3 separate regions of the Mus musculus genome follow, and regions 1 and 2 are each linked to region 3. A link is a loop called in an ENCODE intact Hi-C map of the cell type or tissue named here. Cell type or tissue: left cerebral cortex. All regions are shown on one strand. Region 1 overlaps Gm30246 (a long non-coding RNA gene). Region 2 overlaps 1700105F02Rik (a long non-coding RNA gene). Region 3 holds the start of 4930431P22Rik (RIKEN cDNA 4930431P22 gene).

Region 1 (8,000 bases), 60 kb after region 3:
CTACAACAAACAAACAAAACCCAGGCATGGTTAGAAGTGTAACAAATACAATTCAGAATTCAAAACTGCTGGCAAGTAGCATAGAGCAGTTGAGCACACTGGCTTAGCAGGAAGCTGTTAAGGTTAAAGTTAGTTACCCGAATTGAGTCCCAGTTTAGCTCAGATCTATTAGCTAATTGCTACGAAGCATTTGATACTCTGAACACTTAAAAACGAGCCACTCTGGTATGTTTAGTTTTTCTCCTGTAATCTGTAAAGTGGGCACAATAATAATAAGTAGACTTAGGGATATTTGGAAGAGTGCACAAGAAGCACCTGGAAAACCCTAAAAGCATGGTATTTTCCAAAGGTAGGAAATGCCTGTTGCGTTTTAAAACTCCACAAAAGAGCATGATCTATTTCTTAGGTCATAGCGTTGGGAAAGACTTTATATCGCAATAGATATTGTTGCCGTGTTTAGAGATAGAATACTTTTATAGCTGTCCCTGGCCAGGAGGCTGGTGTGGAAGCAGGCAGACGTGGTTGGGCATCCTGGATTCACTTGCCAAGAGAACACGCAGCTGTGCAATTGATATCAACCCCAACCATAGAGCTGTTCCGGACAGAACAGGACAGTTCTGAGTCAGGGAGAGTGGGGAGCAACAGAGCCACCAGGATCGTTTTAGGGAAACTGAACACTGCACCGTCTGTAAGGAGAGACCTTCGCGTTTGCTGCCAGCCACAATTAGTTTGTTGCTCATGGCTTAATAATCTCTTCAGATATAATGGGTGGAAGCGAGAGACCGAGTTCCACCCTGCTGTGCTGAGGTATCAGCCTCACCTCTCCGGAGGGCACGCTAAAGCCTACTGCGTGTCTTCAGCGTGTACTTCCTGAGCTTGGAATTCCTTCCTTTCCTAAACCTTTCAGTTCCCTTATCCACAAACCAGGGGTGGTAACCGTATGAAACCTATAGGGTTGTTGTGGTCGGCACATGCCGAAGGTGCTCCAGAATGCTCAACTATTATGCTCCTTCTGAATTCACCTCTTCAATAGACTAGCCTTTTTTTTTCTTGTAAAAAAGAATTACCAGTGAAATGTGCATTTCATATTGACAAAATATATAATAATACACTTCATACCTCACAGGGACTTGACCCATTATGCTGGGCTTTCCTACAGATAACTGTTTGGCTCTCTATCACTGCACAAAATGGTGCAAGGTCTGCTTCTCCATGGCTAGCAGTCTTCTCCTCGGCTAGAAATGTTGCTTTTACCTTGGCTTTGACACGTAGTTCTGGGTTCATTTTAAATGTATTAGCCACCTTCGTGCAAAGAATACTGATTTCTTTGGGCTCTGGGTGAGGTGCCTCCGTAATGAATCTTAAAGCCTGCCGAGTCACAGAGAGCAACACTGAAGGAGAAGCGGGAGGTTCAGAGACTCCCAGTTTGTGGGACTCAGGAGTCTGGAGCTGAAAGGTAGAGAAAGGGAAGGCTTCCCAAAGGGAAGTCATGAAAGCTGAAAACTAATGGCTTCTGAGAGGCAGAACTGTCAGCAACACTACACTGGAGAATGGTACCTTAGGCTTGTGGGACAACACTGTCCCCAGAGGCCTGGAGCTGAGGTACAGCCCCACCTACCCGTGTGTAGCAGCAAGATGAGTTGGAAAGGATGGAAGCTGCTAGATCAAACATAGGCTTGGAGGCCATATTAAAGGGTAAGGGGCAGTTACCAAAGGGTTTTAAGTCAGGCAGTGAAGTGAACTGATGTGATGTTAGATGGATCATTCCAACTACTTTGGATGGATCTTGGTAGTAGGTGGTGGCCGCTGGGCATTCAACTGTTGTCGTCTAATGATTCTGGCCCTTCTATGAGAGGTATATAGATTTGAGAGATGTGTAAATCCCTGCCTTGGAGTCTCCTGCATCATGATACATAGAAGGGCTACTCTCCAGTGGCTCCTCCTGCTGTCAGCATTCAGAGCACAGTTGGGAGAAAGAAGGGCATGGCCGCTTGAAGTAGAGCTTAAGAGCTACCTCTCGCTCTAATTATCCCTGTTGCCTGGGATACTGAAGGGCTCTTCAGTCTCCTTTGACCTTAATTAAACTCATTGCACAGCCCAACCCAGTCCCTGTTATCAAGACATAAGCAAACTAAGACAGCTATAAAGAGTAATTTGCTCAACTTTATGACTCTCTCATTGGCACCAAGGGCATTGTCCCCATGGCCTAAGCCACCAGACACAATTGCTCAGGACTGCCGGTTAGCTGACCTGCTGGGACCAGCTCTGACTCATCTATTTACTGTAGAGCAAAGGTAACTTGGGATGCAAGAGCCGACTGCTGCCTCCCAGGAGGCCCTCAGTACTGGAAATGAAGACACCGAGCTTCAACTGGAAGTGTTTCCATTGGCACAAGCTCAGGTTGCATAAAGTGTGCCCATAAGAGGTCATGCCCCAAGGATGTGAAGGAGTGCAGGCATGCATGTAAGGAGCTGGAGTCCTCAGGACTTGCTGTTGAAGGTCATTCCACTGAGCAGCCTCCAGGCAGCTGTAATCACTTGCAGGTGCTGTGATACTCAGTTTGGGGTGTTTCAATCCAGTAGCATCCTTTCTCAGAAGAAGATTAATATAATAGAATACCAGCAAGAATAACATCAGCATCATTCATTAGTGGGGCTTTAGATTTTGAAAGCAGAGTGTCTTCCAGATGGTGTAGAGTATCGCTGGACATGAGACAAATGTACTTTTTAGAGTATGCCTATAGTTACCTGGGGAGTTTTAAAATGTCAGCGCCTAGACTCACTCTTCAAGACTCTAAATTAAATGATTCCTGAATGGGGCCTGAGAATGAGTCTTTTAAGACTCCTTGGATAACTCTGGTATGCAGTTTAGGTGGATAACCGTAGCTTCTGTCCCTACATTAGCCTACAAGGTGAGGGCTTTGCTCAAGTGAAGAAAATGGGGCCACGGAGAACAAAGAACCCACATTCAAGCAGAAGCAAGGACCTCAGCCTTCAGCCTGCCCAGCCACCAGTCCCAGCTCCAAGCCACTTCACATTCTGCATAGTGTGTTCTCCAGTGAAATGTAAACAGGAAGAGCTCACAGAAAGGGCAGTGGCACTCCATGGGGACCCGGGAGCTGTGAGAAGTTGCATCACCACCGCTAAGAGCGTTGTAGTGTGGAGGTGACCTGCACAGGAGAGTTCCGAAAGGTAATAGCCCAAGAGTTGGAATACGGTGTTGAGGGTTACCGTAGCTCCTGACTCAGCCTAACCCCAGGAGTGGCACAGAGCAGATGTTTGCTCAGCAGGGCACGGGGGAAGGCAGCTTCATGCATACTCTGTCACCCTCTGCACTGTCACGCTGCTGCAGGGAGAGGGACTTCTGTCTTCAGTGTTTCTCATCTGCTGTGCTGTGTCTGCTCAGAGCTGGCACAGTTTCCCAGGCTACCTCTAAACCATACGTCTGAAAGAACTCAAGATCACACAAGTGCACACACCATGGAGTGGGAGTGAGTGCCCTGAGTCCTGGTTCACCAACTGTGCACATCCTTAGACACAACTGCCTGAAAGAAATGTTATTGAATGGGATTCCTTCCTCTCTGCTGCAACCCACCAGCTCCTAGCCTGAAGCACGGGCACAGATCCAGGGTATGACTGCCTCTAAAGCTTCCCCCTTCAAAGAAAAAGATGCCCCTCCCAAGGTGTTTCTGTACTAGCTATGAAGAGGTTCATCTTTGAGGTCTAATGAGGGGGCGTGGGAATGTTCTAGAAACTAGGATAGGAGGTGCCTGATCCTCTCTGTGTTCCAGATGGAAACTCTACTATTTTAAACTCCTCAACAAAAACCTAGACTGGACATATCCATTCATTATATACTCCACCCTTGTTAAAAGTTTATAACATCGTGGGGACTGGATAGGGGTCTCAATGCTAAAGAGCACCGGCTGTTCTTGCAGAAGACTTGGGTTTGGCTCCCAGCGCTCACGTGATGCTTCATAGCCATCTGTAACTCCAGTTTTAGGGGCTTCAGCATCCTCTGCTGACCTCAGTGGGCACCGGGCGTGCACACTGTGTACACACATGCATGCAAATCACCAATACACATCAAATTAAGTGACCTTTAAAGTTTACAGTACCGGAGACTCTTCATGTTTTCTTCTCCTGGAAGTACACAAGTTAGAGTAGGGAAGTAGCCTAAAGGGTAAGCATACTGAAAGAGAAAATGTATGTGGTAGGGGCCCAGGCAGGGGTCTGAGGCCACCAGGACGGGACCAGGAGGGTAGCTGTCCTAGAGGAGTCATTTCTAACTTGAGACTTACCAAATACCTTATAGGAGTTTCAGGAGTGGAGAGTGGGGAAGGTTTTTTTCTTTTCTTTTCTTTTTTCTTTTTTCTTTTTTTAAGCAACTGGGCAGCTTCAGCCAAGGAGCAGCGAACAGTCTGTCTGTCCCTTGTGTCCATAAAGGGGTGTTCCCTGACAAAAGGTCACCCTGGCTGAGCTCCAGTACCTCTTCAGAGACTTGGACTTCCTTCTGGACATTCAGGACAAAGGGCTTAATCTGCGTGAGCTGAGTTCCTAACGCGGATATTTTCGCCCCAGCAGAAACATCCAATTCCAGAGGCCTGCCAAGTTTTCCCAAGAAGGCATGAGCCAGAAAGAGGCAGCTGCAGGGTGGGAGGCAAGTGGTGTCAGCACCAAAAAATAAGAGGAGTCAGATGAGGCCAACAGAGCACAAAGCGCTTGCTAAAGGTATCCTTTCCCCCTGGGTAAGCATTCCGTGGAGCACTAACTGTCGTGACAGGGCAAACAAACAGGCTCTGGAGCCAGCGGCTGCGTTTCCACCCTTGTACCAACACATAGCATCTTGGGCTGCTGACTGCAGATCTCTGAGCCTCATCTCTCTCTCTCTCTCTCTCTCTCTCTCTCTCTCTCTCTCTCTCTCTCTCTGTGTGTGTGTGTGTGTGTGTGTGTGTGTGTGCGTGCGTGCATAAAGGCACTAGAATCACACCTGAATAGTTGCCAGTAATGATTAGGTGAGGTGCTCTGAGCAGAATAACTCAAGGCTTACTCCAGAAGAGACTTGAACAAAAGCTTCCAGCCCTCCTTGAAAACAGGCATCTCACTGAAAGGCCCTAATGTCAAAACTTGTCATCCACATAGGCCAGTGAGGAAATGAGGCCCTCCATCCCCCTTCTCAGAAACGTCTGTGATGAGCCTCAGCGCAGACTCAGGGAGCCACAGGGCGAGCCAGTGTAAACCCACTCAGGACTGACTGCTCCATCTTCTTCCTGCTACACTCCAGCCACTTGCCCAGAAAATCAGTTCTCTATCGTGACACCAGTTGGGGAACCACGATGACAGTCTCCCTTCTTTCGCAGTTTCTGTGAAGGTAGAGACCCAGGGAATAAATGAACAGGTGAATGAATGGATGGGTGAATAAGTAAATAATAGCATGACCCACTGCAAGCTTCCTAATTTGGGAGTTCTCCCCTTCTCCCTCATCTTTCCGTATGTTCCCGGAACTGTGAAAATCCAGCTTCTAGTCACCTAACAAGCAACATTTCTTCTCTCCTTAATTCCATCACCACTCCAAGTCAATTTTTGTGAAGCCTTTGAGATAGGCTTTGCCAAGGAACATGAGAACTGGTAGGTAGAATTGTTAAGTTGCTCCGTTAGACCCTCACGGAGATCACAGAGGGAAGCCATCTCCACCTAGGACACGGAAGGGGCCTACGTCATCCCACTAGAGCTCTGCTCTGTTGGACAGCAGGAGACATCAAAAGGTCCAGGGTCTTGTCAGGAGTTCTCCTCCCTTTGTTCCGGTGGATTTGTGGGGTGGAGGTGGAGTCTCAGGATATTAGCTCCCGATCTGCTCATGTTTCCGTCACTCCCTGAATCCTGTCCCCGATGAAGGCTGATCCTTCATTATCTGGTCTCCTTCCCCACAGCTGCACCCCTAAGTGTGGTCACACTGGGGACCAGACCTTTTAATGTAAGGTCATCTAAACCGCCAAAGATCCTTTCCTCCATCTAAAACATCCCAGCACATCCCTCCCAAAGCCCTTCAGTCAGAAATGTATGGGCACATCTCTCTTTAGCTTATACTGCATGTGGCTGGAGAGGCTAGAGTTGAGTTCAGCTTCATGAGCAGAGGTGACAGGTGCAGGGCTCCCAGCTCTATCTCTGTCCCCTCCTTCCCTGGCAGAGCCCGGGTCCTTAACATAAAATTCAATGCCGTGCCCTTGCCCATGCCATCCCTCACCTATGCAGTCCCCTTACACATTTCTGGAAAAACACTCTAAGAAGTGTTTCTCTTTCTGCCCAAGCTGAGCACGTGTGCCGTACATGCTCAGCTATCACTGTATACCCGTGTACTGTACAAGACCAGCCACGCTCACCATCACAGCTCTTCTCTTTGTTGGCTGAGAGAAACAGCTCCGGTTGTGGTGTTATCTTACATTCTTAGTAAAGATCCTTCTTTGATGGCGTGGGGTGGAGCAAGTGTCCCAGTTAAATGCTTTACAGTGGTTCTCAAAAAAAAAAAAAAAATCCTCCAGAGTCAATCTAATTTTATTATCTTCTGTCACTTTTAAGTGGGGTTTTAAAGCACTTAACTGGGTTTAAGAAAAAAACATTTAAACACCCATGGTCTGCCATGTAATAGTGTTAGGAAAGAACCCAACAGCAGAGGTCACAGACAAATCCTTCTGCCCCATTCTGCAGCTGCCATTTTCGGCCTATGCTGCTCTTACCAGGGCAACTATGGCAATGCTGGACTTACAATTTACCCTCCAGCCTTTTCCCTGTGGCCTGTGTTGCTCCAATAGCTCAGCCATCAGGTCATGTGCCGGCTCAAAGTCCTCTATTAACTCTTCACTTGTGATAAGAGGCATTCCACACTCCCACCAGATAGTCGATGCGCCATAATGAGCCTCCTCTTTGGTGTCCAGACGGAATTATGTCGTGTCTCATCGTCGGCTTTTGATAGCTCTGAGAAGGTTTTTTCTTTGTGCTCAGAGTTATGGCTCCCTCTGCACCCACCCTCTCAAGACCCATTCTCTTACCCCTCCCTCGATGTCTGCCCCAGTGTAGCCCACATTCTCGTTGCCAATACATGCACCTGCCTGTTCATGTTCCTAAGCAATCACTTTGTGTTTTATTTTCCTATATCCACAAGGGACAGAGATGGATACAACTCCTGGAGAGGCAGGACCCCATCACACCATTTTCTCATACAATTTGCTAGTGGTTTTCAGCTGACCTGCTCAGGCAACATTTTTGCTCCTTTTTCTTCAGAAGCCCGAGAAGGACTTGCTACCCCTGAGATAATTTCCTTTGCAATAATCCATGCCCATTTTAAAATAGTTTAATCTCTTACACTGCCTGTGCATCTATCCTCCAGACACCGTTTGTTGAGTAGGCAAGGAGGGAGGGTCCATTGAGATTGAATATAAATCTATTGTGTCTCTAGTGGCCATATTTGGACATATTTACATGTACCTACAAAGCCACTCTAGAAATGTTTGGGTCCTTACTTGCAAATGAGGGGAACTGAAACTCAGTGAGGGTTAACTTTTTTTTTTCTGAGATGCCAGTCTGATGCCAGACATGGTGCCAAAGAGGAAAAAATGTTTCAGGATGGTACTTGTTAGGATGGTCTTCACAGATGCAGTGGCGACAGGCCAGACCTTGGCTGGGTGGGCAGGAGGGAAGCGCACTTTGTGTGAGCAGCATCCCAACGACTTCAGATGCAAGGTGACAATGTGAGCATTTACACGTCCAGAGACAGAGACCTGTCCTCATTTCCCTTTCCAATGAAGTACTAAAGTCAATTACCTAGATGGGAGCAGGCAAACACTGAAACGAGCCAGACGGGTCAAAGTTCAGCGGTAAGTGAACTATGGAGGCTGGTTAAAGGCCAGAATTAATGCTGAGCAAAAGGCAGAGTCTTTATGTTTGAACTGCAGGCCAAAAGAGACTCCTAAACCAAGTAGCTGAAACCGGGCGAACACACATTCC
Region 2 (8,000 bases), 100 kb before region 3:
GCAGCATAGAGAGCCAGTCATGTAGTCTGTGACCAACCACAGCTAGCTTCTGTCACTTAGCTCCGTGTCACTTTAATAGCAGCCACAGAACAGGCAGCAACCTGGTGTCCCTGAACTTCAAAAGGACCGTGAGGTCACAGGAGAGAAAAAGAGAGGGAGAAAACTAATGGAGCATTTGGGAGTGGGGCGTGGGGAGGGGTCTTTGAAAGGCAAAACCAGAAAGATTAATGTTTCATTTGAAGACAGGCTCTTTCTGGGATTGTGGCTTACCCCCTATATATGGCTATTTCCCTCATTCAAAGGGTTTTCTTTTGTTTCTATCAATGGGCAGTTGATAGGGAATCTGATGGCTATAGTTCATGTGCTTCTTGTACATTTCTTGGCCCCTGGGGTTGGTCCTGGGTGTTGCCTGTCTCTTTACAAGTCTGCTCTCTGATAGTAGACATAACACTCTTCTCTAGCTCAGTAGAGTTTTAAGCAACAGAGCCATGCCTGGAACTGTATTCTCTAAGCACTGCCTGCAGGTTCAACCACATGGAAGCCTGTGTTTATTCTCCTGTATTACTGGGCAGCTCCTGGGGTCTGGAAAGGTCTGGTCGCTTTCTTCATGTGTTTTGGTGGAAAGGGCTCAGTGCATGCTTTAGCTAGTGTGAGTAGCCTGGGCCCTTGCCATGCGGCAATCTCAGGGTTTCATAAAACTTGAGCTGATGTCGTGAAGACTGGTAGATGTTTAGGGTGTGAGCTTATAATTACCCCTCCTTTCCTGGATGAAAATTTGATTTGAGATTAATTTCGGAATGGCGTGGTTATTTTGCGTCATTTTAGGCTGCAATGCTAAAATAGAAACTGGATAGGGAATGGTTGACTCACACTGTGATAAACTCCTTGTCACTTAATGCTACGTGACTTTGAGAATAAGATCAATCAATAATTTTGTACAGTACAAGTGCCAGAGAAGTTTCTCCGACTTGTTCTCTCTACTAATGTGTGTCATGATTACACTTTTACAAGATAGGGTATTTTAGGAGTTGGTTGTGCATGACTTGGCTTTCTCAGTCTCTCTCTCCCTCCTCCTTGTACTTATATTACCAAGCAACTCCAAATGGATTTAAGATGTAGCTTGGGGTTGTTTTTCAATGATAGTATAATGTGCTGATGACAACAGGTGACCAGGGATATTCATCTGAGATGGCAGGTGAATGTGAAGAAACTTTGGTGATCACAGACTTTAGTCTGGTGAACACAAGCTTCCACTGAAAGAGGAAGGCCAACTTCTAATCTGAATGGCTATAAGCCAGAGTCTGATCCAGGGGGTGACCACTCACTAATGGTTGGGAGGTCCCAACCATTGCCTATCTTTGGGTGGTAGAAAGAGGTATTACAGTCTAGGGACACTGGTTGGAGCTGAGGATTCAGCTACTTACTAGCTGTGGATTGTCAGGAAACTGATTCCATGTCTTGGATCCTGGTGTGTGTGTGTGTGTGTGTGTGTGTGTGTGTGTGTGTGTGTGTGTGTGTTTCGGAAGATGCTTGCCTAGTATGCAGGAAGCCCTGGGTTCAATCATTAGCACTGCAGAAACTGGGTGTGGCAGTGCATGTCTGTAATCCCACTTGGGAGGTGAAGGCAGGAGTATTGGGAGTTCCAAGTCATCACTGGCTACACAGCGAGTTAGAGGCTAGCCTGGCACACATAGACCCTGGCTCAAAAAAGAAAGAAAGGGAAGAAGACAGCAAGGAAGGAATAGAGGGAGGGAAGGAAAGTGGGAGGAAGGCAGGGAGAGAGAGCAAGAGAGAGACACACAGGGAAAGGAGAGGAGAGGGGAGGGGAGGGGAGGAGAGGAGAGAGAGAGAGAGAGAGAGAGAGAGAGAAAACAAATATGGCAGAATTTACATTATGGAGGTTATTGTGCAGATTAAATGTGCATAAAACACTCAGGCTTGAGAATTTCTGACTGAAAGTTTGTCTCTGCCCTTTGAGAAGACTATGTGTGATGTGACCTGAGGAGGCCTGGCCAGCAGTTTACCTGAAATCTTGCTGCTGCTTCTTCTCTTCCTTCCTTCCCTCCTTCCCTCCTTCCCTCCTTCCCTCCTTCCCTCCTTCCTTCCTTCCTTCCTTCCTTCCTTCCTTCCTTCCTTCCTTCCTTTCCTTTGTTTATTTATGCAATGCCAACAAATGAGCATGTGTGTCGAACCAGGCAGCTTTTGATGAATCAGATTCGGTCCTGCTTTTGCCACTCTGGTGCCAATACATATCACAGTTGCAATCTAGGGTGGGCAAGCACTGCCCTGGGAAGCACACAGTCCTCAGGTAGCATTTGGGATGGAGTAGAAAAAGAAGAGACAAGGCTGACAGAGAAAGCCTGGTAAAGGTGATGTGTTCAGACCGTGGTCTAAGAGGTGGGGGCGGGGGACGCATCACCTGTAGGCATTTTGGCTGGGCTGAAGTGTTGAGAGAGGTGGGATAATTGTGACTTTGAGATATGGTAAGATAACAATCTGCTTGTGCTGGGAGTTTTCTCTTGCCTCCCCAGTGAGGTTCCAAGCCTCAGATGTTGATCCCATAGCCTCTTTGTTCACCAAAAATACACCTCTGTGGCATTCCTCACATTTAGAACTGGAGACTGTGATATCTTCATCCACAGAAACATGATGGATTGTAGCTCAACGTAGTCAGAATGATGCTCTATCTATCTATGCTCTATAACTGCACTCCATTTAACATGTCAAATGTAGAAAAGGGGAACCGGAGCCTTTCTACTGACAATGCAGAGCACCGTGTTGGCAGATCTAGCTGTTTGACTCTGACCCGAGCTTTACGCTGGCTCTGAGTGTGTTTAAATTTGAATTTGAGTGTTTTGCTGGGCGAGGCTGTCTACACTGTGTTTCCATGACACCATCACTCCCTGCTGTTTAATATCTGGCTCCCATCCTCACACTGATTTTACCTACTTGGCCCAGGGAGCTGCTGGCCTTGGGCGGCTTTTTCTAGGCAGCAGAGGTTAGAGATGCAGCCATTGTTTCGAGCTGATTCATCATCAGCCTGATGCTAATTCACAAAGTCAGGCATGGTAATTTGGAGGGGCTTCTCAATTTCCACTAACCAAAGGCTTTTAAGTCCCTCTTCTTCAACCCCCCTCCTCTTCTTTTATCTTGCCCTCTTAACACTTTACTTGGATAACACAATCAAATCAAATTCTATATATAAAAAGCATATGGGATGCGGGAGCCCTCAAAGCACAGGGTTGAGTTAGCCATATAGAGACAGTGTAGCAGGAGGAGATGAGATGGGAGACAGACAAGTAAGGAGGGTCAGTTCTGTTGGGTGGGTTGGAGAACCAGAGAAGAGTGTTTAGGCTGTGCTGGGGATCAAGATGAGACCAGCAGGAATTAGACAAAGGCAGGTGCATTATGGGTGGAGAAAAGGGAAAGCCAAGGCTTAGACACTCGGCCTGCTGCATGTAGACACTCGGCCTGCTGCATGTAGACCCTCACAGGTCTCACAACAGAGCTGCGGTAGGTAGGTAAGCAAGAGAGGGGCTTGAACTATAGATGCTGATGCTGTGGCGCTGCCTTCCCTCCCTACCCCTTCTGCTGGCCTGCAGGGTGGTACTTGAAACTTCCTGGCAGCACGCCAAGTTGAGTCAGGCACCACGTGCTGCCCTAGAGGAAGCATGCAGCATCTTTCAAAGGTTTTTTTGTTTTTTTTTTTTTTTTTTTTTTTTAAAGAAAAGAGTCCCAGGAGAGGAGAGGGGCTGAGTCAGTCCTGGCAGGAAAGTGGAGGACACACACAGACCAAGCCCAAAATAGCTCCTGGGGGCTGAGCAGAAGGAAATTAGATAACTGGTCTGGTCTGCGTGGGCAATGCTTTTGGAAGGCCAGTAAGACGGTGAGAACAGGGCAGTGGTCCCTTCTAGAGGTCAGGAGTGAAGGCTGGCAGGGGATATCTCTGAGCACGTGATTTTTAAAACCTCAGAATACAGAGCATTCTTCAGTGGATGCTAGCCCATAGGTGGATGGCAAGCTTACTAGCCTCGCTACCTGAAATACTCTTCTACATCTTTGGAGGTCACAGACTAGGGGCGGCTTTCTGGTCGGTCTTCCTGAGTGAGGGAAAAAAATCCTGTCATTCTCCTTGTGTCACCTCCCCCTGTCTCTTGGACTGTGGTGTCCTGTTAAGAAAACACGTCAAACTTTATATGCCCCAGAACAGGGGAACGCCAGGGCCAAAAAGGGGGAGTGGGCGGGTAGGGGAGTGGGGGTGGGTGGGTATGGGGGACTTTTGGTATAGCATTGGAAATGTAAATGCGCTAAATACCTAATAAAAAATGGAAAGAAAAAAAAAAAAAGAAAACACGTCAGAAAAGCGTTTCTGTGGTCGTGGTCCCAGACCTTCTGTCTGTCTGGTTTGGGTCCTTACGTGGCAGGCCACCTGTGTAAGAATCCCCAGGGCTGGATACCATGCCAACGTGTCCAGTTGCTCTCTTTCATCACTGTGTTGTTTTTGTGGGAGCCTGATTCAGGAAAATGATGATCCCAGTCATTTACACAACCCCGAGCAGCTTGGCGTTCCCCAGGGCTGCTGCAAGGCAGTCAGGTCTACACTCCTTAAAGCCACAGGAAACAGCCAGTCCACGTTGCGCATGCACTGCAGCAGCTTCTTATAGGTCAAGGAGATTTAGATTTTGAATAAACAGGAGAGGGGGTGTTTCTCAAGCTTCTCAGAAGCGCTCGGACCTCAGGCCTGTCATCTGCTACTAAATTTGGCTTTTTTTCATCTTCCTTGCGCAGGATTCCTTGGCAGCCGTGGCACAGATTCCGGGATAGCTTTAGATAAACAACTTGGTTGCCGAGGACTGTTACCTGTTGTGGTTCCAAAAATCACCAAGGGTTGTAGAGATGACTCAGGACAAATTCAATTAAGGTGTGAAGGACAGAGAAAGTCAGTGGCGTGGCTGAGCCTTCTCGTTCGCCGCTGGTACATTTGTAATTTTCACTGGAAAAACTGCAGAAGGCGAGAGTGTTGTTGTCCTCTGAGCTTTTGCCTGGTGCAGAAATTTACATCTGTGTACTGTAAACTCTATGGACAGCTTCAGTATCCCTTGTGGAAGCCACACAGGATTCCCAGCACCCCCTCCTAGGCAGGTAGAGTGAATCTTTCCAAAGCCCCGGCGCCCTCCTGTATCCAGCGTGAGCTGCGTTCAGCATGGCATTCGTTAAGAAGCTTGCTTTCCTCTCTAGTGCCTGGGCCCCATTACAGACGTGTCTCACCCACTTTTATGTTGGAAAGAAGCTGTGCCCAGCACATAGCAGATATGTATTCAGTGCTAAGCAACATTTCTGTGGGATGATGTTTGGGGCAGGTAAACGACAACAGAGAAGGTACAAGCCTCATAGAAAGACAGACATCGGGTTAGGGTAGGAACGGATCACCCGTTTAAGAATTCACCCAGGCAGGGTTTATGTGACTTTGGGCAAAGCATCAATTTGACCTTTTGTTCCACTGACATGATAACACTGCTTTCTTTCTTGATTTGGGTAGGAGTCAAGGAATACATTAGTTATGAGTACTTTTTCCACTTAGGATGTTTCTGCCCAGAGGCACCATTACTGTAAAGGAGCCACTGTACCCAGGAGCTGGGCAAACCGCTTCCTGTGTGGGTTCTCACATTCTTTCTGGTTGACTTTGAGCAAGGTGACTATTTAGCCTGTTGGGAATGCTCACCTCAAAGGAAACTGTCAGCCCTATTTCTCAGAGCCATTCTGAGGCTCGAAGAGGTAGCACACTTGGATATGGTTTCAAGTTTATTCATGTCTATGAACTTGTGTCCTGATTCTAGTAGACAAGGAGAGAATGGACCTCTTTAGGTACCTTAATGCCTATGTATGCTCTGTGTTGTCCCATTTCATGCTCAGGCCACCAAATCTTGAATATATATATGCATGTTGGAGTGTGGGGTTGACACTAGAGTTGTGTCTTCCACGCTTGCTAAGCAGTAAGTCTGGTGTGTGTGTGTGTGTGTGTGTGTGTGTGTGTGTGTGTGTGTGTGTGTGATTTTCTGCAGTTTCTGTGAGGACGGGATGGAGACATTAAGAAGAACCTCTGCTGAAATCCCACCTTTGGGGGGCAAACAGACATTCTTCTGGTGTATCTGGACCTAGGTTGGGCACAGGGAATTCGTGTCATTCTTAAATTCATGGTAAGGTTTCATAGATAGTCAGTTCAAAGTTAAGTTCTGAGCCATGTACTGAGAGCAATGCTTGTTAAAGGACGGGTAAGAGTTAAGACCTGAAAATCTGAAACTACTGGAGAATTACTAGGAAGTACGCAATTAAGATCTAGGCATAAAGCAGGACTTTCTGAATAGGACCCCCATTGCTATGGAATCAAGGAGTAGCCCAAAGAGAGTGGAATTAAAAGGCCTTTGTACAGCAAAGGGTGTGGACAGTCAAGTAAAGAGGCAGCCCACAGACTGGGGGAGAAGCCTTTGCTCAGTTATCAATCTGATACATGGTTAGTAACCAGAATACACACTAAACTAAACACCAAGAAAACAGAATGCTCAGTCCAAAGTGGGCTACAAAATTTGACTGGAGTTCTCAACAGAAGAACTACAAATGCTTAAAAGGTGTTCAATATCCTCAGCCACCAGGAAAATAAAATGTCAAACCAGTTTGAGATTCTCACTCATCAGAAGGACTACTCTGTTTCTGTTTCTCTCTTCAAGATGCTATGGGCTATGAACTCCCAGGGGAGGAAAGAGAGAACGGCTGTAGGGTGTCTGGTGGAAGCTGAGAGTCAGGGGTAATCTTTTTTTTTTTTTGGGGGGGGGGGTTGTTGTTGGTTTTCTTGAGACAGGGTTTCTCTGTGTAGTCCTGTCTGTCCTGGAACTCACTCTGTAGACCAGGCTGGCCTTGAACTCAGAAATCCGCCTGCCTCTGCCTCCCAAGGGCTGGGATTAAAGGTGTGCGCCACCACCGCCTGGCAGAGGCAGGGGTAATCTTAAGCCTGTAATGCTGGTAGAAATTGGGGGTCCACTTATTACAGTAACCCTTTGTGTGCCTCCTCCTTGCTATACAATGACCTCAAGGGGCCTGATTTTTTTTTTTGGCCACAGTGACAACATCAACAGAAACCAGCCCCGAGGAAATCCTACCCTTGTAGGGTGGTGGTGCATCAGAGGTTCGGTTGGATGCTGATTAACAAAACTTAGACATATTTGTGTAGAACTCCCAGGGAGCCAGAATCCCAGGGAATCAGGGCTCTTGGCTTCAGTGATTGTCAAATTCCTCCACTCAAAGCTCTGCATGGGAGATATCAGCTGCTTGGGCCTTGAGACCCCCTGAGTTCTCAGCATGGCCCTGTAGTCAGGGGGCCCCTGTAGACACTGAAAATTGGAGGTTAAAACCATTGCTTGGAGTTGATTGATGAAAATATATAAATGTGACATTTCTTGGACTTCAAAAGTTTACCCTTTCATTGTTAACAGAATTTATTTAGAAATACAATTTCCAACAGGGGAAGGGGTGGGCTCTGAGGACATTACACTTTCTAGTATCCACCCTATGACTCTAGGGACTTGAAGAGTTGGCACTGCGTGGGACACAAGAGGAAAATTAAAGCCAATTTTTAGAAGTGAGGGTGGTCGGGTGTGAAGGGGGACTGTGATCCCCCTGAGCCAGGCACGGGAAATGTATCTCTTGTGTCTTCCCACTGATAATCCCCCCAAGATCACATAGCTCGTGAGAGGAATGGAAGAGTGAGCTAGTGTTCTTGCATGTAGCCATTCCCTTTTGCCTCACAACCTATGGGCTAGGAGTGGTGCCAGGTGGCAGATGAAGAGTCCTTTGTGCTTATTAATAGGCAAAGTGCTTTTATTTTTATTATATGCATTTTTTTTGTAGAGATAGTCTCATGTGTCCCAAGCAGGTCTCAAACTTACTATAAAGCTAAGGGTTCTCTTGACCTTCTGGTCCTCTGGTCCCCACTTCCCAAGTGCTAG
Region 3 (8,000 bases):
ATCTCCGGCTTTCCCCATTGGCTGGCTCACAGTTTACCTCGTCTCCTTAGCAGAATGACTGTGCCACAGGATCTGACAGTTGCAACATCTAATTTGCCTCAAAAGCTCTTCCTTCCTTCTGGGGAGTTCCACTCTTCCTCCCTTAGTTTGGTGTCCGATCTTACCACAACTTTAATTACTAGTCTTCTCTGGTAGACTAGGGAGATGGTCTCTCGCACCATGACTCCATCCATTAAGTGATGAACAATCCAGCTCTTCACAGCCAACTCCCCAAACAAGCATCAAACCTCAAAGCATGAGTAAAACATGGCGTGTCTCCCCTGTTTTGCTCCGTACACAATATTGTTCCTTCACCTGAAGCCCCAGAAAACTCTCTGATGCCTTCTTCTGACTCACAAGGCATTTACTTAGTCACCTAAAGACAGATCATACTTGTGGAAGAGGCATCATCAGGGTTGCTGAGCAACAGAATATGTTTTATTAGGAACACGTTTGTGCGGGGATAGTACCCTTCTTTGTTCTCAAAGGATCTGTTGATTGACTTACTAGCTAAATTACAACACAAGATTTTCTATTTATGCTTGTTGGAAGATTGGGAAGGAAAGAGAAGGGAAGAAAAAGAAAGGAAAGGGAGGGGAGGAGGGATGGCGGGGAGGGGAGGGAAGGGGAGGGGAGGGGAAGGGAGGAAGGGAAGCGACTCAAGACTTGCTGGCAGAGCATAGACAAGGCACTTATATGCATCCAGGGGACCCTGTTTCTTCTGTCACAGATCTCCTAATTAGGAAACCAAGGCTCAGCTTGGCTCTGCAAAGGTTTCATGATGCTCTCAATCAGGACACAGGAGATGCTCCAAGAAAGAGGAGAGGAGAAGGCCCTGTCATGTAAAATGCTCACTGCACAAGCAAGAGGACTGACTTTCACTCCCAGTAGCCATGTAAAAAGCAGGCATAGCAGCACACACCTGTAATGACGGCACTGGGGAGGCAGAGACAGGTGGATCCCTGGTCCTATTGGTCATCCAACCTCAGTGAACTGGTGAGTTCCAGGGTCAGTGTCAGACCATCTCAAACCCTGAGATGGAGAGGCAACTTAGAAAGATACCTGAAGTTGACCTCTGTTCTCCACATACAGGCACATGTACTTCTACATGTGAACACAGATAGACATGCAATGAAGAATATAGACTCGATCTGTTGGCCAAGGACTTGACACCTCCTAGGGGCTAATCAACTCAGGAAGATGTGTATCTGAATTATCACCTAGTGACTCAAGGCATTGCAGATTCCAAGGTCACTTAGTTAAAGCATCTAGACTAGTATTTATGCTCATAGAATTCTGAAGACAAATAGCAAAGCTACCTACGTAAGGGGGAAAGGGATAGCTATTGACGTTTATTAAATGGTCGTTATGTGGTAGTCACCATTTGAAAGCACTTTGCACACAAAAATAACTTTGATTGCTTTAACTATCCATAAAGATGAGAAGCCAAGACGGATTCAGAAATAATGCTATCTAAAATTAGTAGGGAGTGCATTTGAATCTTGGCATCTAACACACCCAATCTGCTATACTATCTAGGTTCTCTGTCCCACGTGAGCGTGACCACCAGGGAATTATGGCCCCCAAGAATACCCTTTGCAAAAGGAGAAAGCTTAGCTAACATAATGAAAAATTTCTAGGTTTTAAGTTGGTGTCAATAAAAAAAAAGTTTTTTGTTTTATTTTGTTGTTTTTCAAAGAATTCACTAATTGCATGTGGGCAGAGGTCACTGGAGGATGGCTTTCTTTTAGACTGAAGTCCTTAAGTCATTGTTTAACGTGTGACTTGGTTTATGTGGGCTAAACCTGGACACGGGAAGTGAAAATGTAAATAGGAACCCACTTCGGTTCCACTTTGGGAAATGCCATTTAAGGAAACTTTATGACATCGCGTTTTTGTCCAAAGCCTAGGGGTAATGAGTGATAGCATCTAGACAGGCAAACTCAGGCCAGAGTACCACAATTATAAAGGTTCTCAGACAGCTATGCTGTGATATGTGGTCAGTAGGCCTCTTGTGAGCTGTGATGCTCAGCCTCTCAGTCCTCAGAGGACCAAGTAGTGTCCTGGCCCAAAGAAGCACCTTCCTTTGGATAAACTCATGTGGCCTATTTTTATGTAATGTGGGTGGCTGTTACTTAACATTTCTTCTTCCTTTTCTTCAACAATAGTGGCTTTAACTACTTTTAGTGTGTGTGTGTGTGTGTGTGTGTGTGTGTGTGTGTGTGTGTGTGTTACAAATGTGGTAGTCTGAAGATACGTTGTTCGAGTCACTTTAATCTCTCCACCATATGGGACCTAGAGATCAAACTCAGGCCGTCTGGTTGGGTGGCATGTCTTTACACAAATCCCTTGATAGAAAGGCTATTTTTCCTTGTTGATCACCTTGTTTTCCCATCTTATTCATGGATCTTTTCATTTAAGACACATTGCTTAATATCCATTCCAGTTATCTTCCCAATCCTATCGATTTGATGCTATTTTGGTTTCAATTCATGTGCTCTATGGTTTGTTATTTGTGTGGAAAGGTCCTTAGGAAAGGGACATGAAACCCACCAGGGTGACCAACTTACCTGCCTGCCTAGGAAATGTCTAGTTATGGCATCTAAAGTCCTGTTTCCCTGTAACCCTGTGGGGCCTGGTCAAACTAGGATGGTTGTTGCAAAAGGTCTTGTATAGGCAGGATTAATCTTTTTGCACAAAATGAAAAACTCTTCCTCATAAGGCTGGGTTATATAGAGAATAATGGAACAGGAGAGACCTTTGACTTCATGTGGGTAAGTAGATATGAAAGCAAACAATCCCACTCACACCACTAGAGAACCAGGAAAGCTGCTCATGTAATTCAGTCTAAAGCCAAAGGATTGGGGTGGCTTCTGGTACATTTGCTGGAAGCAGAGAATCTAGGGAGCTCCTGGTGCGTGTACTGGAGGCTGAGGATCTGGGCTGCTTGTGGTGTGTGCTGAAGTCCAAAGGCCAGAGAGGTATGCTGTCCAGAAGAAAATGGGTCTCCAAGTTCCAGAAGGGTGGAATTTGAACTGTTGCCCTAGGAAAATCACTGTCAAAGCACTGTTAGGCTGTAAGAAGTTAGGGCAGGGTGGGTGAAACTAAGCAGATGCCCTTGCACAACAAGTACCTGGCTCTGCCTGTCTCTGGGTCTCCATCCTCAAAGTGAAAGGTTGAGACTACATGAGTTTCTCAGGAATTCTAGAATCCCAGATCTTTCTAGGGATTAGATAGGGAGAGAAATAGTTATGGAAACCAATGTTGGAAGTCTTTGGCATACAAAGCTATGGAATTAATTGGTCAGAGGTCACCACACAATCTAGGCTTGTGATTCAGATGGACCAAAAACTAAAGCACTGATAGGCAGAAACTATCCTCAAAGTTTTTGCCAAAGAAGTCCCACTTCTCACACCAGAAGCAAACTCACCATAAGGCAAGACGCTGATATGTAGAAAGAGCTCAGAGACAGGGAAGAGCATCGTAGTGTTGGTTGGATCCTCATACAGTACAGACGCAGAAGCACAGTTTCGATTGCTCCTGTCTGGTGGATCAGTTCTGAGTTTGCAAGAAGGTAAGGTCATAGACCTGAGTGTCTAGGGCTGACCAATTAGTGTCGTATGATCTCTCAGGGGTATATCAACTGGTGTCAGCTTGTTGGCCTTGTTTAGGCAACCACATCCAACACAACTTCTCAGTGGGGTCTTGTCACAGAGCAGCCATGTCAGACACGGGAGACCTGGGTTGGGACGATTAGCATTCTGGTCTCACCAGGTTGGAGTGTAGCCTGCAGAGTTGCTGCTGTGGTTTTCCTGCTCTAGAGAGGCATCACTATGCACCATCAGGGAGCTGTCACTATAGATTAGGGGGAGTCTGTTCAGTTTGCTGATTCTCTTAGGGCTGAATCCTCATCATGTTTTTCCGCCCAGACTTCAGACCCCAAGCTTTGGTAGTCTGGGTGGCTGAGATGGGAACTGTCACAGAGTCTATGGAATCTACTGCACACTGTGAGATGAATCTGGATGTTATTATACTATGTTTTTTATTGCTGTTTAGTTTTTCCCACATGCATGTTATTATTCCAAAAACAAACCTGTTAAATAATATATTCTCACATATTTGGTTATGGCAAGAACTTTCTTATTACTGACCATTGTTTCTGACTAAGCCAGGTTAGAAGAAGACCGACTTTTGAAGAACATTCTAGGCCAATCTCTGCTCTGTTTAGTACTGTAATGGAGGGACCCAACTCTGAACTCATTTTGACATGCTACCTTGGGCATTCTCTGGTTACTAGGGACCATATAGAATATCCCAGAAGCTCCGTCATTCTGATCCTAGCAACACAGAATAGGTGGCCATAGTCCTTGGATCACTCTGACTTGACATGTCATTTCAAAGCTTGAGAGAGCTGATGGCAGGAACAGATCCTTCATACCACGCTGCCACATGTCCCATGAGTCTCCAAGGGTCTTGTGGGCTCTACTTCTGAGTGTCCCAGCAAGACTACGATCAAAAGATCATCCACTATTTTCTCTCATAGTCCTTCTTTCAAGCAGAACTCATCACTGGAGGTTCTGTTGACATAAGACAGAGAGAAGGTTCGAAGACGATAATAGTTATTACTGACAGTGTAGTCCATGCACTCATGGCAGCGGGGGGGGGGGGGGCACTCATTATATTTGGGAGGCTTTGAATCCCCTCTGCCCTTGGAGCCTGGCCTTAGATTGACCCTGAATGAAGAGCAAGGCTCTCCAAGGGCCACTGTCAGCACTCCCCAGGATGACTACTACACATGGGAGGAGTCAGGGTGTGGGGGTCCTGTTCTGACTCTGTCATCCTGGGCCCCAGCCATGGCGGTTTCATAACAGAAGAAAGCTAAGCTGCGAGCACGTTGCTAGGCTGTGGCTATTTATTTTTATAAATGAGCCCAGGCTTAATTTAGAAAGCAGCTTTTGCTTTTGCTTTCTACATCCCAGCATCGGCTGTCTGTCTGGCAGGCAGGCACTGTCAAAGAATCTCATTTCTGACCCAACAAGAGCTCGTGGGTGGATAGGGGCAGCAAAGGGGTTGGCGGAAGGCCGATGCCAGCCAGGCTGCATTACAGGGAGGCAGAGACACGTGGCTGTGCCACTAGTGTCCTATTCTGCTTCCGTGTGAGCTTCATTTGTGACACCTACGTAGTCCTCGCTTGGAATAGCAGGGTGAAAAGCAGCCCTGACGCTCACGTCTCCTTTGATGAGCTACACACCAGCATACAGCAGAACAGAAGGCCTTGGGAAAGACGGTCCAGTCAGGTGCCAGAACGGGTGACACCAACGATCTCTGTTCTTTGGAGGCAGCTATTTTAATAGAGCCTAATTACAGTGGCTATTTGGATGTGCAAGTATTTTGATTTAGCTGATAAATGCCATTTTTTAAAAAAGCAAACGAATAAAGTGGACATTTTACACTCCACTTGTGAAGCTTGATCTCCACTAATTGTCAACCTCCATGTTCAGGAGTCAAGGGTATATATAGTTCAGGGACAGGGGAGGGAATGGGTGGTAGAACTCCAAAATCAGAGACTATCAAGAGCCAGGTAATGGTTAAAACAATGTAAGCACAAGGGGTAACGTGCCTGTCAGATGGGAGCATATCCAGCCCACAGGAAAACAGGAGCCTATAAAGTAAAAGAAACAGAGCCAATCAGATCTGCTTGCGAGGGAAGAGATGGAGGAAACGGTGAGAAAATGGTTACACAAGAGGCAGTGAGTATATGTTTTGGCTTCGCCTGTTCTGAGTTTGCTGCATCAAAACACCTTGTCATAAAAGCTTTATAAAATTAACCAAGAAAATAGTCCATTTAGGAGTTAGAACTTGTTTTGGTTCTTTGAGCATGTCTGACTCAGAAATGTCTACACATTTCACTCTAGGGCTTCTTGGAGCCTCAGTTTCCCCATTTTTAAAAAAAATGACCTTCCTGTTTTCCAGCCTTTTGTTCTCCTTTCAAGTGACATGACAGGGGATGAGCCAGCAGCTTGGAAACCGCCCCGGGCCACCTGGAGAAAGACGCTTGCGTGAATGACGGACATTCGAAGAGATGAGTCTTCTATGACTCAAGGATCGCAAAATTGAGGCAGAGTGGCCATGACTGCCTTGTGATTCACACAGTGTTGCCGTTGGCTGGAGGGGTGGTGTGTCCTCTGACTTTGCTCTAGCAAGCGTGGAGCCTAAGTATCTTTACGCAAGTTCTGTGGATCAAGGAGCTTGAGGGGATTAGGTTTGAAGAGCTGAGGATAACTGGTGTTTCAGACTGATCGGGAGTTTTACCCTACAAGGAACAGTGGTGGCCTGGTATTGGACAATTATTGGTTTCCTTTGCCAGATTATGCTGTGGTTTGTCAAACTTGATGCCACAATGCCCTGGAGGCAGTTTCAGTGTGATTAAAGGTGGAGCTCAGAGAATATTCTCTTCAGCCAATTTCTGCACGTCTGTTCTAGGCTGTTCAAAGGAAGAGCCTTCGTCTTGCAAAATGAAGGCCCGCTGACTTGGGTAAATCCTTCAGGATTCAAGCAAGATGGCAGAGAGCTGGGGCCTGGGCCTTCAGGGGACACCCTGGCTCCCACTGGGCAGGGCCCATCTTCTCAGTCCTGGAATGCTGTCAAAGACCCAGCTCCACTTGGGACATCCACTCATCCCTATTTTTATGAACGAAGGTGCTACCTACCCCGGTACATTTAGTCTTTGTTCCTGGCCCTGTTCCCTTTTTTTTATTGTTGCTGTGTCTTCGCCTTTTGAAGTTCTTCTAGATTCTTTCCTCGGGCATCCTGTTTGGATCCCTCGCCCCCGTGTTGACAGATAAGAGCCAAGAACAGCCCTGTTCCCGCAGGAGGCTAGCATTTGGCTCAGAAGATAGAGAGGGAAGTGGCTTCTCTCCCTGACTGCTCTTTAGGTTGATGTGGGGATTTATCCTGAGAGAAGTGTGGCATCTCCCCCAAGCCCCCACCAGCAATGGGCCTATATACCAATGCGCTTTGCCTTTATTTTATCTAACTAGGTGATGAGAGATTTTCTTTCTGTTTCTGTATAGACGGGCTAGGCAACCCCATGGGCCTCCCCTGGGCCTGCAGTGCACACTACAATGGCTATTGTTACCACTGTGACAACCTTGAGTAGATCAGGCAGTCGTTGAAGCCTCGGGCACTGTCTTTATCTTTCCGTCCTCCCTCCTCATGAGAGCACGCCTGGTTTGGCTGGAGACGGATGGCTAACCACTTGCGTCTCTGAAGACATCAGTGACACATACTAACCACATGGCGGATACCCTTCTCATTCTTTACTAATATTTTAGGGAAGATGTATTGCTACAGTCACTGCTGTGTATAGCAAGTCCAGAAACTGTTGCTTGCCCGAGACTAGCGGGGCCAGCACACATTCAGAAGTGGGAAAGCCTGCTCTGTGGGCAAATGGATTTCTTGTGTGCTTCAGAGTGATCTGGTCCCGCCACCCCCCCCCCCCACTCCTTCTGACCCGCCTATTGTAAACAAAGGTCTAGTGTCTCTTAGACTAGAGGATGTTCTGTGGACAGAGTGACAGACAGGGTGACCCAACGTCTCCCAAATAACAAGAACCAGTGAGGGAGAGAAAGCAGAGCTTTGAAAAGTGACGAGAAAGATTCCTGTCTTAGGATCTGAAACTAATGCCTGAGTCCATGGGTGGCCAGGAGAAGGCTCTGGAAGGAACATCCCTTAGGGGTGCAAGTGCTTCTGGGTATACAAACTCAGTGTTAGAGGGAAAGAACATTTCTGGAAGGTTCGTTAACTATTTCAGCATCATCTTCAACTTGACACCAGACACTTCAAAAATTCCTGAATTCTGCTGCATAGCTTGCAATTGTCCCTTTTCCTCTTCATTCTGGCTTAAGCTCGAGCAGCCAATGGGCAGGGTAGGAAGCTGGCAAGGATTTACACCAGAGCGG

Evidence for each region. Hi-C counts contacts between places; a loop is a spot of excess contacts. Peaks named below come from ENCODE experiments on the same cell type or tissue, not always from the same donor. Only the 100,000 strongest peaks of a DNase experiment are listed, where the experiment ranks them.
Region 1: a loop joins it to region 3, with 6 times the contacts of the local background. A loop is called at or near these places in 4 of 42 quality-filtered maps.
Region 2: a loop joins it to region 3, with 2.4 times the contacts of the local background. A loop is called at or near these places in 3 of 42 quality-filtered maps.

Annotation. Positions count from the first base shown.
Region 1 is chr14:76,815,281-76,823,280 of GRCm38, forward strand. All of the region lies in intron 1 of Gm30246 (a long non-coding RNA gene), which reads left to right. Among named protein-coding and RNA genes, the nearest start is that of Gm30365, 18 kb to the right of the region's middle. In left cerebral cortex, a CTCF peak has its summit at 1,582; DNase peaks (open chromatin) are centred at 3,413, 3,584, 4,590, 5,162 and 1 more place; H3K27ac peaks cover 3,739 bases.
Region 2 is chr14:76,654,685-76,662,684 of GRCm38, forward strand. All of the region lies in intron 2 of 1700105F02Rik (a long non-coding RNA gene), which reads right to left. Among named protein-coding and RNA genes, the nearest start is that of 1700108F19Rik, 19 kb to the right of the region's middle. In left cerebral cortex, a CTCF peak has its summit at 3,664; DNase peaks (open chromatin) are centred at 782, 931, 2,901, 3,679 and 1 more place; H3K27ac peaks cover 1,300 bases.
Region 3 is chr14:76,755,736-76,763,735 of GRCm38, forward strand. 4930431P22Rik (RIKEN cDNA 4930431P22 gene) reads left to right here and starts at 4,396. Exons shown (of 2, transcript NR_153763.1): 1 at 4,396-4,640; 2 at 6,013-6,480. In left cerebral cortex, no CTCF peak of the experiment used is centred here; DNase peaks (open chromatin) are centred at 402, 1,601, 1,939, 2,171 and 6 more places; H3K27ac peaks cover 6,687 bases.